Regions from separate parts of the Homo sapiens genome. Here region 2 is linked to region 1. The links are chromatin loops, found by intact Hi-C in ENCODE. Cell type or tissue: A673. All regions are shown on one strand. Each heading gives the region's core, and the rest is flanking DNA. Links, peaks and the distances in the headings are about the cores only.

Region 1 (5,378 bases), core at 155-5,154:
TACACAGTACATACTCAATAAATACTTGTTGAGTGAGTGCATAATCCAAAATGCCCTAAAGTAGAACAGTTTTCAAGGTTCAAAAACGTAGTTACCTTGCCATCAAATATATTCAGCAATCACCAGCCACTTCACTCACATCTCTTTGGCCCAGAATTAGCTATTTGTATCGTCACCCCTCAATGAAAAAGGCCATTTTACATAGTTCAGCATTGGCTTATTGACAGTGTTTACTCACCAGTTGCAAAAATGAGGCAATTCTGTAGAGAAGACTCTCGATTTTGATGCGTTCTATTTCCAATGGACAAGGCCCTGTGAAGTCTGCCATGGAGTACTGGCCAAGAGAAAGAAGGGCCTCTGTGCAGTGCTTGAGGGCCATTTCATAGTCCTGCCTCTTAAGTGATTCACATGCTTGTTCACATGACTTTTCAGCTCTTCTGTCTTCCATGACTCAGGGACAAAAATCCTACAGACAGGGAGAAAGAACAAGAGAAGGTTTTTTAAACTTATTAATTATAAATTCTAGCCCCATTCCTATCTCAGCTGGCTTAATTATCTATCTGAATACTCTCAGCTAGCCTTTTGATCAAGGTCACAGCTAAGCAGCAGCTATTGATGCTACAAAATCTATACTTCTCTTTGATATTTTATGAAGTCTTTACTAAGATTCAAGCAAAATGTCAATCATAAGCCAGGATCATACCAACAATATAACAAATTTATAAATGAGGCAAATTTAGAAATGAAACATGACTGTGAATACCGCAAAGTATACAACAAACCATAAAGGATCCCCTTTCTTAACCAAAGGGACAGAAACGTTTCATATCCAAATCTCCAAATTTCAGTTTCCTAATTTCAGTCTCACAGTTCTGTGACCATGATTGCAAAAAACCAAAATCTATACCATGCAGGATTATTTCCCACCAATTAAAAAACTGGTTGGAACTGTATGAACTGTCCATTAATTCAATTCAACAAACATTTCTCGAGGGCCAGGCCCTGTGCTAGCAGCAATGAATGCAAAGACAGGGCATGTCATCTCTGCTTTCAAGAAACTCAGATTCTAGCAAGACAGGCAAAGCACAAATGAACAATTACAAAAAAGACTTATTCCATCTGCCTAAAGGCATGAGCTGATTGCAAAAGGTGAACAGGAGTTCACCATACAGATGACAGGGAGAGCAAATGTGAGCTTTTCAGAGAGACGAGTTCAAGTGAAATCACCAAGGGGAGAAAATACACAGCCTAAACTCAAGGTACATCAGAGGAGTAAGAGAAGCTATGAATGACCTCAAATGCCACAACAAGAAGCAAGGGTTTTATTCCACAGGCAATGGAACACGATGAAATTTTTTAAATACGGAAGGAATCTATCAAACATAAGTCCTACCAGTTCTATAAAGAACTGGTTAGAAATAGAAGAAATCACAGCTTGCCACAGGGGAAGAAATGGCAAACATTGCCATTAGTAAGAGATCACTAAAATAGTCCAAGTAAGAAATAGCAGGAGTTTACACGTTGTTTCTCCCTAGCTATAACACTCATGGCAGGGGTGGAAAACTTGGACACAGAAGACCGACATCCTTTGACCTGACATTCACAATACTGCTCCAAAGAGTCACTCTTGCTGACCATCTCTGTCAAACTTACAGATTGCTTTCCGTGCCTGCATCCACCTTCTCTCTCTCCTGCTCCTCCCTACCTTCCACCTTAACCGCTGGCCTTACGGTACTTCTTTGTCCCTTCCGCCTGCCTCCAGCCTACATATATGTTCTCTGCCAGCCTTCTCGGCTTTTATAATGACACATGGGCCCTGCCCTCTCCTCGCTGTGCTGTAACCATCTGCTGCCAATAAACTGCAGTGCAAGATGAGGGGAGAAAAGTCATTGATGGGCAGCTCATAGAGAGCAGCAGGAGGCAAGATGACAGACATCTGAAGAGGTCTAAGCCCCTTCAGCTTTTGAGATTCTTGGTCTACCAAAACAGTAGAAATAGCTAGGGAATGAGATAAGGGAGAGTTCAAAAAGGACTTCAACAGTATTTGTCAGCATTTGTTCAATATTGGGGATTTACACATGTGGTACAATATAACATTCCCTACTTTTCTCAGTTTGGAATTTTTAATTTTAACACTTTTTTTTGAGACAGGGTCTCACTCTGTTACCTAGGCTCGAGTAGAGTGGCACAATCACTGCTCACTGCAGCCTCGACTTGCCAGGCTCAAGCAATCCTTCTAACTCAGCATCTTGAGTAGCTGGGACTACAGGCATGCACCACCATGTCCCGCTAAATCGTTATTTTATTTTATTTTTGTATTGACAGGGTCTCCCTATGTTGCCCAGCCTGGTATCAAAACTCCTGGGCTCAAGCTGTCCTCCCGCTTCAGCCAACCAAAGTGCTAGGATTACAGGTGTGAGCCACTGCACCAAGCCTAAACTAACACTTTTAATATAAAAAAAGAAGAAATTTAATTGTGTTATTAAGATAACTCCCCCCCCCCCAAAAAAAAAGAGTACTGTATTCTTGGTCTTTTACATGGTTTCCCTTTAAACTTCCTCAGCTTTCCTTCAGGGAGGCTGTAATTCCCAGTTTAGTTTAAGGGTAAGGGGATTTAAATAAGACACAGTTGGTATGCATGCCTGTTACACAAACATACATTGATGTGGGTGAAATCAATTGTTCAATAAAAGTCAAAAATAATTTCTGTATCACTACAGCAATGTTGCCCATTAGACAAAGAGTGGCATTACAAAATTACTAACTCATGATATAGTCCAGATATAAAATATCAACACTATTAACATTTTGGGCTCAATAATTTTTTGCTGTGGGCCATTCTGTGCATTGTAGGTTATTGAGCAGTCATTATCCCTAGTCCTCACCAGCAGATGTCAGTAGCACGTCCCCTGACTTGTGACAACCAAATATGTCTCCAGTAAATGTCTGGAGAAGGCAAAATCAGCTCTAGTTGAGAACTACTAATATAGACAAGCATACACTGCTTGCCAGATAACAGCAACACAAGATTCATAAAGTCCATGGATACCAGAGGCCCTAGAATTAGCAAATCTTCCCTACAGAACTCCCAGCCCACATCCAGACCAATAATACAAAAAGAAGTCGTAAGAAAACAAAGCTAATAATGCACCAGCTAAAATCTTTCTTAGGAATGAGTATAGCACAGTGATCCAGAGCACAGACTGGGAACCAGAATTCACCAGCTGCACCACTCTCCAGCTGCATAGCCTGGGGCAAGTGGCTTTACATGGATTATTTCAACTTGCTCACCTCTAAACTGGGAAGACAACTAATACCTACCTCCTAGGGTTACTGCAAGGATTAAGTGAAATAATACCTATAAAGTACTTAAAAGAATGCCTGGGACATAAGTGCTCAATAAGTGTTAGCTATTATAATGTCTCTAAAATTCCTTATTTTCACTTTATATAAAGTTTTTTGTTGTTGTTGTTGCTGTTTTTTGTGTTTTTTTTTTTTTTTTTAAGAGACAGAGTCTCGCTGCGCAGCCCATGCTGGGAGTGTAGTCGTGCAATCATAGCTCCTGCTGCCACACACTTGGGAATCATCCTCCTTCCTTGGCCTCCCAAAAAGCTGGGACTACAAGTGCATGCCACCACAACCGGCTAATTTTTTTTTTATTTTTTTGTAGAGACAGGGTTTCAATGTGTGGCCTAGCCTAGTCTTAAACTCTTGGCCTCAAAAGATCATCCCAACTTGGCCTCCCAAATGCTGGGATTACAGGCGTGAGCCACTGTACCCAGCCTACATAAAGCTGAAATCACTTTACTGATCTCAACATACAATACGGTATAGACAATGAAGTATTATTCTATGTAATTACTTTACCTACTTGACAGAGGATTTTCACCTATTTTCTCCATCTCAATACACTGGTAATGATTATCCAAAGAATAGCCATTGGAGAAAAAAGTATATCTGCAAGTCACTGACAAGGACTAGCTAAACCGTAAATCTGGCTATGAGGGATGATCACAAAGATTAATATCAACAATGATTCCCAAACATATTAGCCAGGGAGAGCTCGGTAACATTAATATGTAAGTAGAGATTAAGCGCAGAACTATGAATTTCAGGAGCTTTGAGAGGAAATGACTCAATTTACGACCCTTCCTCAGAAGTGGATATCTACCCCAATTACCTTTGTTAATCAGGGCCTGATGACTAGTTTCCAAGATCTACCTGAATCACAGTAGGGTCACTTAGCTGTAGTGTGGAACTCAATACAACGCATGCTCCGTTCAGCTGTTTTGTCGAGCTTTTCAGAAAACAGCATGACCTTACTGCACCCACTCCTTCTGAAGAAGCTAAAGTGGTTTATCAAGCATAAAAGCAAAACTGTCTGTCAAAGTCAAAATGAGAAAACATCTCAGGCCATGCTAAAATGGACTATGGATAATACGCAGTGAGAGATCTAGAAGTACTTCTAAATGAGGCCAGCTCCCAGATACACTTCAAGAGTGTAGCTGACACCCCTGCCTAGGACACATCGATACATCTGTATCTATTGTATGTGATCCTGCTACCTGAACGTAACAGCCAGATCCAAGGGCAGATACTGACTAAGTGAGGCCGGGCACGGTGGCTCACGCCTGTAATCCCAGCACTTTGGGAGGCCGAGGCGAGTGGATCATGAGGTCAGGAGATCGAGCCCATCCTGGCTAACACGGTGAAACCCCATCTCTACTAAAAATACAAAAAAAAAAAAAAAAAAATTAGCCTGGCATGGTTGCGGGCGCCTGTAGTCCCAGCTACTCGGGAGGCTGAGGAAGGAGAATGGCATGAACCCGGGAGGCAGAGCTTGCAGTGAGCCGAGATCGCGCCACTGCACTCCAGCCTGGGCAACAGAGCGAGATTCCGTCTCAAAAAAGAAAAAAAGAAGATACTAAGTTGGGTCTCTAAGGATTTTTCCCACAGGGACAGAGTGGCCCAGGGAATGGAAGTCGCTGGAGCTGAGTCACATTAAGCACATTAAGCACACCAATGTAGGAAGAAGCATCACATTCGCCCATTGCTGAGGTCCGCCCCATCTGTCTTGACTCTTTCTCTTCCTGTTAAAAATTATCCAAACTTGGCCGGGCGTGGTGGCTCACGCCTGTAATCCCAGCACTTTGGGAGGCTGAGGCGGACAGATCACCTGAGCTCAGGAGTTTGAGACCATCCTGGCTAACAAAGTGAAACCCCGTCTCTATTAAAAATACAAAAAATTAGCCGGATGTGGTAGCACATGCCTGTAGTCCCAGCTACTCGGGAGGCTGAGGCAGGAGAATCACTTGAACCCAGGAGGCGAAGGTTGCAGTGAGCTGAGATTGCGCCATTGCACTCCAGCCTGGGCGACA
Region 2 (5,378 bases), core at 193-5,192, 140 kb after region 1:
ACAGTACGAGTCTGCTTTTCCAGAGAGAGAAGGGTTTCAATGACTTCTTGAAGTCTTCCTTCCTAAAACAAAAGATGAAAATGAACAATAAAAAAACACACAAAATGCAAATAACTAGTCTAAAATGAAATGGTTTTGACACAGAAAAGGAAAAATCAACAGCCTCTTCTAGAGGAAAAGGACTACCCATAACTAGTTTTGTTTCTCTCCTTTTCATGATAGTGCTTCCTTCTCTAGTGGGTTCCATCAGTCAGTGGTTCCCTACTTGAAGCCCATAAGCTATTTTTAATATTTTTAAATGCCTAAGAGAAACTGAACATATAACAATCATGTAACACCTAAGAAAACATCAAGTCTTTGTTTTGGATTCTAATTTATCAACTCAGTGTGGTAACACCTGTTTATCTTGTTCTTTTTTTTTTTGAGACAGAGTCTCACTCTTTCACCCAGGCTGAAGTGCAGTGGCACCATCTCGGCTCACTGCAACCTCCACCTCCCGGGTTCTAGCGATTCTCATGCCTCAGCCTCCGGAGCAGGTGGGACTACAGGAGTGCCCCACCACACCCGGCTAATTTTTGTTGTTTTTTGTAGAGATGGGCTTTCACCATGTTGGCCAGGCTGGTCTTGAACTCCTGACCTCAAGCGATCATCCCACCTCGGCCTCCCAAAGTGCTGGGATTACAGGCCTGAGCCACTGCATCTGGTGGATCCTGTTCTGATCAGAGACTCTAAGTGGTAGTCACATGTGTCTTTAAAGAATAAAAACAGAGGCCAGGTGCAGTGGCTCATGCCTGTAATGACAGCATTTTAGGAGACCGAAGGGGGCAGATATCTTGAACTCAGGAGTTCGAGACCAGGCTGGGCTACATGGCGAAACCTGTCTCTACAAAAAAATACAAAAATTAGCTGGGCATTGTGGTGCATACCTGTAGTCCCAGCTACTCTGGAGGCTGAAGTGGGAGGCTGGCTTGAGCCATGGAGGTGAAGGCTGCAGTAAGCCAAGATCGCACCACTGCACTCTAGCATGGGCGACAGAGTGAGAACCTGTCTCAAAAAAAAAAAAAAAAAAAGAAAAGAAAAAAAAGAAAAAAAAAGTAGGAAAATAAATGATTCCTTTATGAAGTTACCGTCACCCTAACAGATATTTTAAAATACAGAGTTCCAAGGAGAAATAAAAAGAATGCTTGGAGCTAAAAGACAGGAAACTATGGTTTAATTTTTCAATGACTTTAAGAATAAATTAGTAATCATGCTTACCGGAAATGAAGGCATCTGAGAACACCCACACATGCTATCCTTAAAGTCATGCTCTTGAGCAGATACTGATTCAACTGAAATACAGTTTCTGACAACTTACACTAACCTCTCCACATCTCTAACTCAGATGTAAAAATAAAACATTCTCCCTAGGCTATATATTTAGAGATTGGAACAATAAAACTCAAATAATATAAACATAAATGATAATACACCAGGAGTAAAACAAGTTATCCTATTAGGAACCACACATTTTGATAAAACCAAAACCAACATACAGCACAAAAACTGCACTCATTGGCCAGGCATGGTGTCTCACGCACTGTAATCCCAGCACTTTGGGAGGCTGAGGTGGGAGGACACTTGAGCCCAGGAATTCGAGACCAGCATGGAAAATAGGGGCAGATCCTGTCTCTACAAAAAATTTACAAATTAGCTGGGCAAGGTAGCCTGTGCCTGTGGTCCTAGCTACCCAGGAGGCTGAGGCGGAAGAATCACTTGAGTGCAAGAGTTTGAGGCTGCAGTGAGCTAGGAATGTACCACTGCACTCCAGCCTGGGTGACAGAGTGAGACCTGGTCTCTAGATAAAAAATTTTTAAAATGCATTTATTTAACATGCTAATATTAATAACTATCATGTAAATATCTCTGACAATAAATTGAAATGAGAAGAGTATTGTTTAAAAATTGTTTTTCTAACCAAAAATGAATTTTTTTTATCTTAATAACATTCATGGATGATACGTGAGTACTATCCTTTTCTACTGATGAAAGAAACTTATTAAATAGCTTCTGAATTATGGGCATAAATAATGTTTTGACTTTTTAAAATACTGCTGCCATATTTTTCCAAGATAGCTTTTAAACATGCATGAATCTTCCATGCGGCACAGCATATATACTGCATGGCCCGTCTGAACTTATTTTAATTAAATCTGAAATATGTGATTCTTAACATATTTTAACAACGTTTCCTGTTTGGAGAGCCCTAGTTCTCCTTTCTCTGAAAGTTCTATAGATTTATATATATAATAAATACTGGCTAAATGTTCATCAGAGGAAAAAAACAATGAACAAATCTATAAATTCTCCAAAGTTGAAGGCTAATAAATCCTAAAAGATGAAAGAATCTTAGAACTAGAAAGACGGCTAGGCATTATTTAATTCAATCATTTCATTTTAGAGATTAAAAAGACTGAGGACTAAACAGCTTAAAATGACTTGCTTAGCCACAAAAGGAAATGAGCAGCACTAGATCCGGGGCTCCTGCCTCAAGCTCCAAAGCTCTCTCCACTAGAGTGCAGCGCTTCCCCTACTGTACTAGTTTAAATCTCACCTTTCGCTTTGATCAAAGTCATCTCTATGGTTACTATCTGGCAACAAAATGAAGGGCAAAAATAGTTAAAATGCAAAATACTATTTAATGACAGTCACCCATCACATTTGCAATTACTATTAGTCACGTGACTGTGATCAATAAAGTGTGGTTTAATATATGGTATTCTAATTCAGAAGCATGGGTATTAAATTGCATCATACATGTGAGAGAATCACACATTGGCCTAAAGCCACAGTCTGGAGTATCAACAAAACATTAAACGTCATTTTCTTACAAAGGCATTTTTGGATAACACTCTCTAAAAATCAGTAGTCACTTAGTACCTCTTCCTTTCATACTCAACCATACTGACTCTACTCTGCAATTACCCCAAACTATATTCTATTTTGGTGTTTACTGTCTTTCCAATCTCAGTAGAATGCGAACTCTGTAAGAGCAGGGATGCCATGTCTATACTGTTCATCACTGCAGTTCAGTGAGCTGCATCACACCAAGCACATGCCACTGCTTCTGCAGACACTATGGTCCATCCTTCCATCCTTGTATCAGTTACTGATGCACATAGCTTACCTCCTAAGTGGTCTACAAGTTCCTTTAGGGCTGGATCCTCGTTTACTTGTCACTTCTCTTTGCACCAACCTCCATATAATACGTGTTGAATGGATTGGCACTCACCTGATCTGTATTCAGTTGATCTCAATGGCTTACGATTCCTGATTCTTACTGTCACAATAAGCAGGATGTGACAAACTATACCGTTGACAATTTAGTGCTATTTGAAGGACACTACCATCATTTCATTTAATACAATTTCCAATTTTCAAATCATCCCCCTTTTTTCTCCCAATCTTCCACATTCTACCCTATGGCTAAACATCCTCCTCTTTTTCCTGTCTATTCACTCAGGTCCTGAAATTCCAACTCCTTGATGCTGCCTTTCAACTCAGAGGAACAAATGGTTAGAAAGCTATCCAAAACCAACCTGTTAGAACATGTGACTTCAGTGACTCATTTTCCTCATTAAAATAATCCTTGTAAATGATGTAAGCGACTAATGAGTTTGTTCAACATCAATGTTGAGTATAAGTTCTGTTTGCACCTCCTTTAATTCCTGAATGAATCCAATCTTTCAATGATTTGTTACACAACCTAAATAAGAAAGAAAAAGGCTAATAAAAAGTCACCACAGCCAGGCATGGTGGCTCACGCCTGTAATCCCAACACTTTGGGAGGCCAAGACGGGCAGATCACTTGAGGTCAGGAGTTCAAGACCAGCCTGGTCAACGTGGTGAAACCCCATCTCTACTAAAAATACAAAATTTAGCCGGGCGTGGTGGTAAGCACCTGTAATCCCAACTACTTGGGAGGCTGAGGCACAAGAATCACTTGAACCCGGGAACGGGAGGTTGCAGTGAGCTGAGATCATGCCTCTGCACTCCAGCCTGGGTGAAAGAGCGAAACTCGGTCTAAAAAAAAAGTCACCACAAATAGTTGAAATTTAAAGCCAGTCCAATACTCCCCCTACATAGTCCAACTTTTAAAGTGACCTATTCCTTAAAGGGGTCTCTTTTGTTTAAGCTGTTAACAATGTAAACTGTTTTACATTTCACTTGCTCTTTTTGACATTAACCATAAGAGGCTGAAGGTGACCAAAAGAAATGAAAAGACATTAAGCCAGGTACAGTGTTGTGCACTACCAGCTACTCAGAAAGCTGAAGCAGGAAGATCTCTTAAGCTCAAGAGTTTGAGATCCCTGTATCTAAAAAAAAAAAAAAAAAAAAAAAAAAAAAAAAAAAAGGAAGGAAGGAAGGGAGGGAGGGAGGGAGAGAGAGAGGAAGACATTAACATTTAGGCCTAGTGTTCCATTACTGGAACGCTAAGCTTGTGGGAGTTATTTATATCCTACTGCTCAAGGTCATCGCCAAGATCTGATTTTTCACAAAAAAGATTTTGCAACCTGCAGCACAAATGGGTTAAGAGGAAGGAGAATCAAAGGATACATTCAATTTAAGAATGTAAGTAGTCCCCAAATAACCATGTGCCAAATACAACATAATCAAAAAGAGAGAATGAGAAACCCTCAGTATATTAAGAACTGCTAAATACCATATCTTTACAGTGCAGAAAAGGCCCTCCTTAATTTTTAACTCCTGAATACAAGGCAAAGAGATAACCATCATCAAGAACTAGTATCACTTTTACTAACACCCCATCATCCCGACACAGGGTGCTTACACACCAATCACAGAGGCGGTAGAATGGTTAATTTATACAGGCTCTGGCTGGGCGCGGTGGCTCACGCCTGTAATCCCAGCATTCTGGGAGGCTGAGGCGGGTGGATCACAACATCAAGAGTTTGAGACCAGCCTAGCTAGTATGGTGAAACCCTGTCTGTACTAAAAATACAGGCATGGTAGTGCACGCCTGTAGTCCCAGCTACTGGGGACGCCGAGGCAGGAGAATTCCTTGAACCCGGGAGATGGAGGTTGCAGTGAGCCGAGATCGCGCCACTGCACTCCAGCCTGGGCAACAGAGCAAGAGTCCATCTCAAAAAAAAAAAAACAAAAAAAACCCAAAAAAAAAACAAAAAAACAAAAAAAACCCACTACAGGCTCTGCAGCCAGACTGCTCAGGTCTAAATCCCAGCTGTACTACCATATTACCTTGAGTAAAACACAAGCTCTCTGACTCTCAATTTTCTCTTCAGCGAAGTGGGCACAATAATTGTACCAATCCACAGGGTTGGTGTAAGATTTAAATCAATACCTATAAAGGCATGCCT

Evidence for each region. Hi-C counts contacts between places; a loop is a spot of excess contacts. Peaks named below come from ENCODE experiments on the same cell type or tissue, not always from the same donor. Only the 100,000 strongest peaks of a DNase experiment are listed, where the experiment ranks them.
Region 2: it touches region 1 in a loop (2.3-fold over the local background); 6 of 110 quality-filtered maps call a loop at or near these places.

The regions. Positions count from the first base shown.
Region 1 is chr17:67,218,357-67,223,734 of GRCh38, forward strand. It overlaps HELZ (helicase with zinc finger), which reads right to left. Exons shown (of 33, transcript NM_014877.4): 4 at 239-466. The coding sequence starts at 448. Among named protein-coding and RNA genes, the nearest start is that of HELZ-AS1, 24 kb to the right of the region's middle. In A673, for the core only: a CTCF peak has its summit at 2,884 (motif pointing right); a DNase peak (open chromatin) is centred at 2,905; H3K27ac peaks cover 420 bases.
Region 2 is chr17:67,357,517-67,362,894 of GRCh38, forward strand. It overlaps PSMD12 (proteasome 26S subunit, non-ATPase 12), which reads right to left. Exons shown (of 11, transcript NM_002816.5): 2 at 3-62. Among named protein-coding and RNA genes, the nearest start is that of PSMD12, 6.4 kb to the right of the region's middle. In A673, for the core only: a CTCF peak has its summit at 2,543; DNase peaks (open chromatin) are centred at 1,265, 1,664 and 2,545; H3K4me3 peaks cover 514 bases; H3K27ac peaks cover 4,439 bases.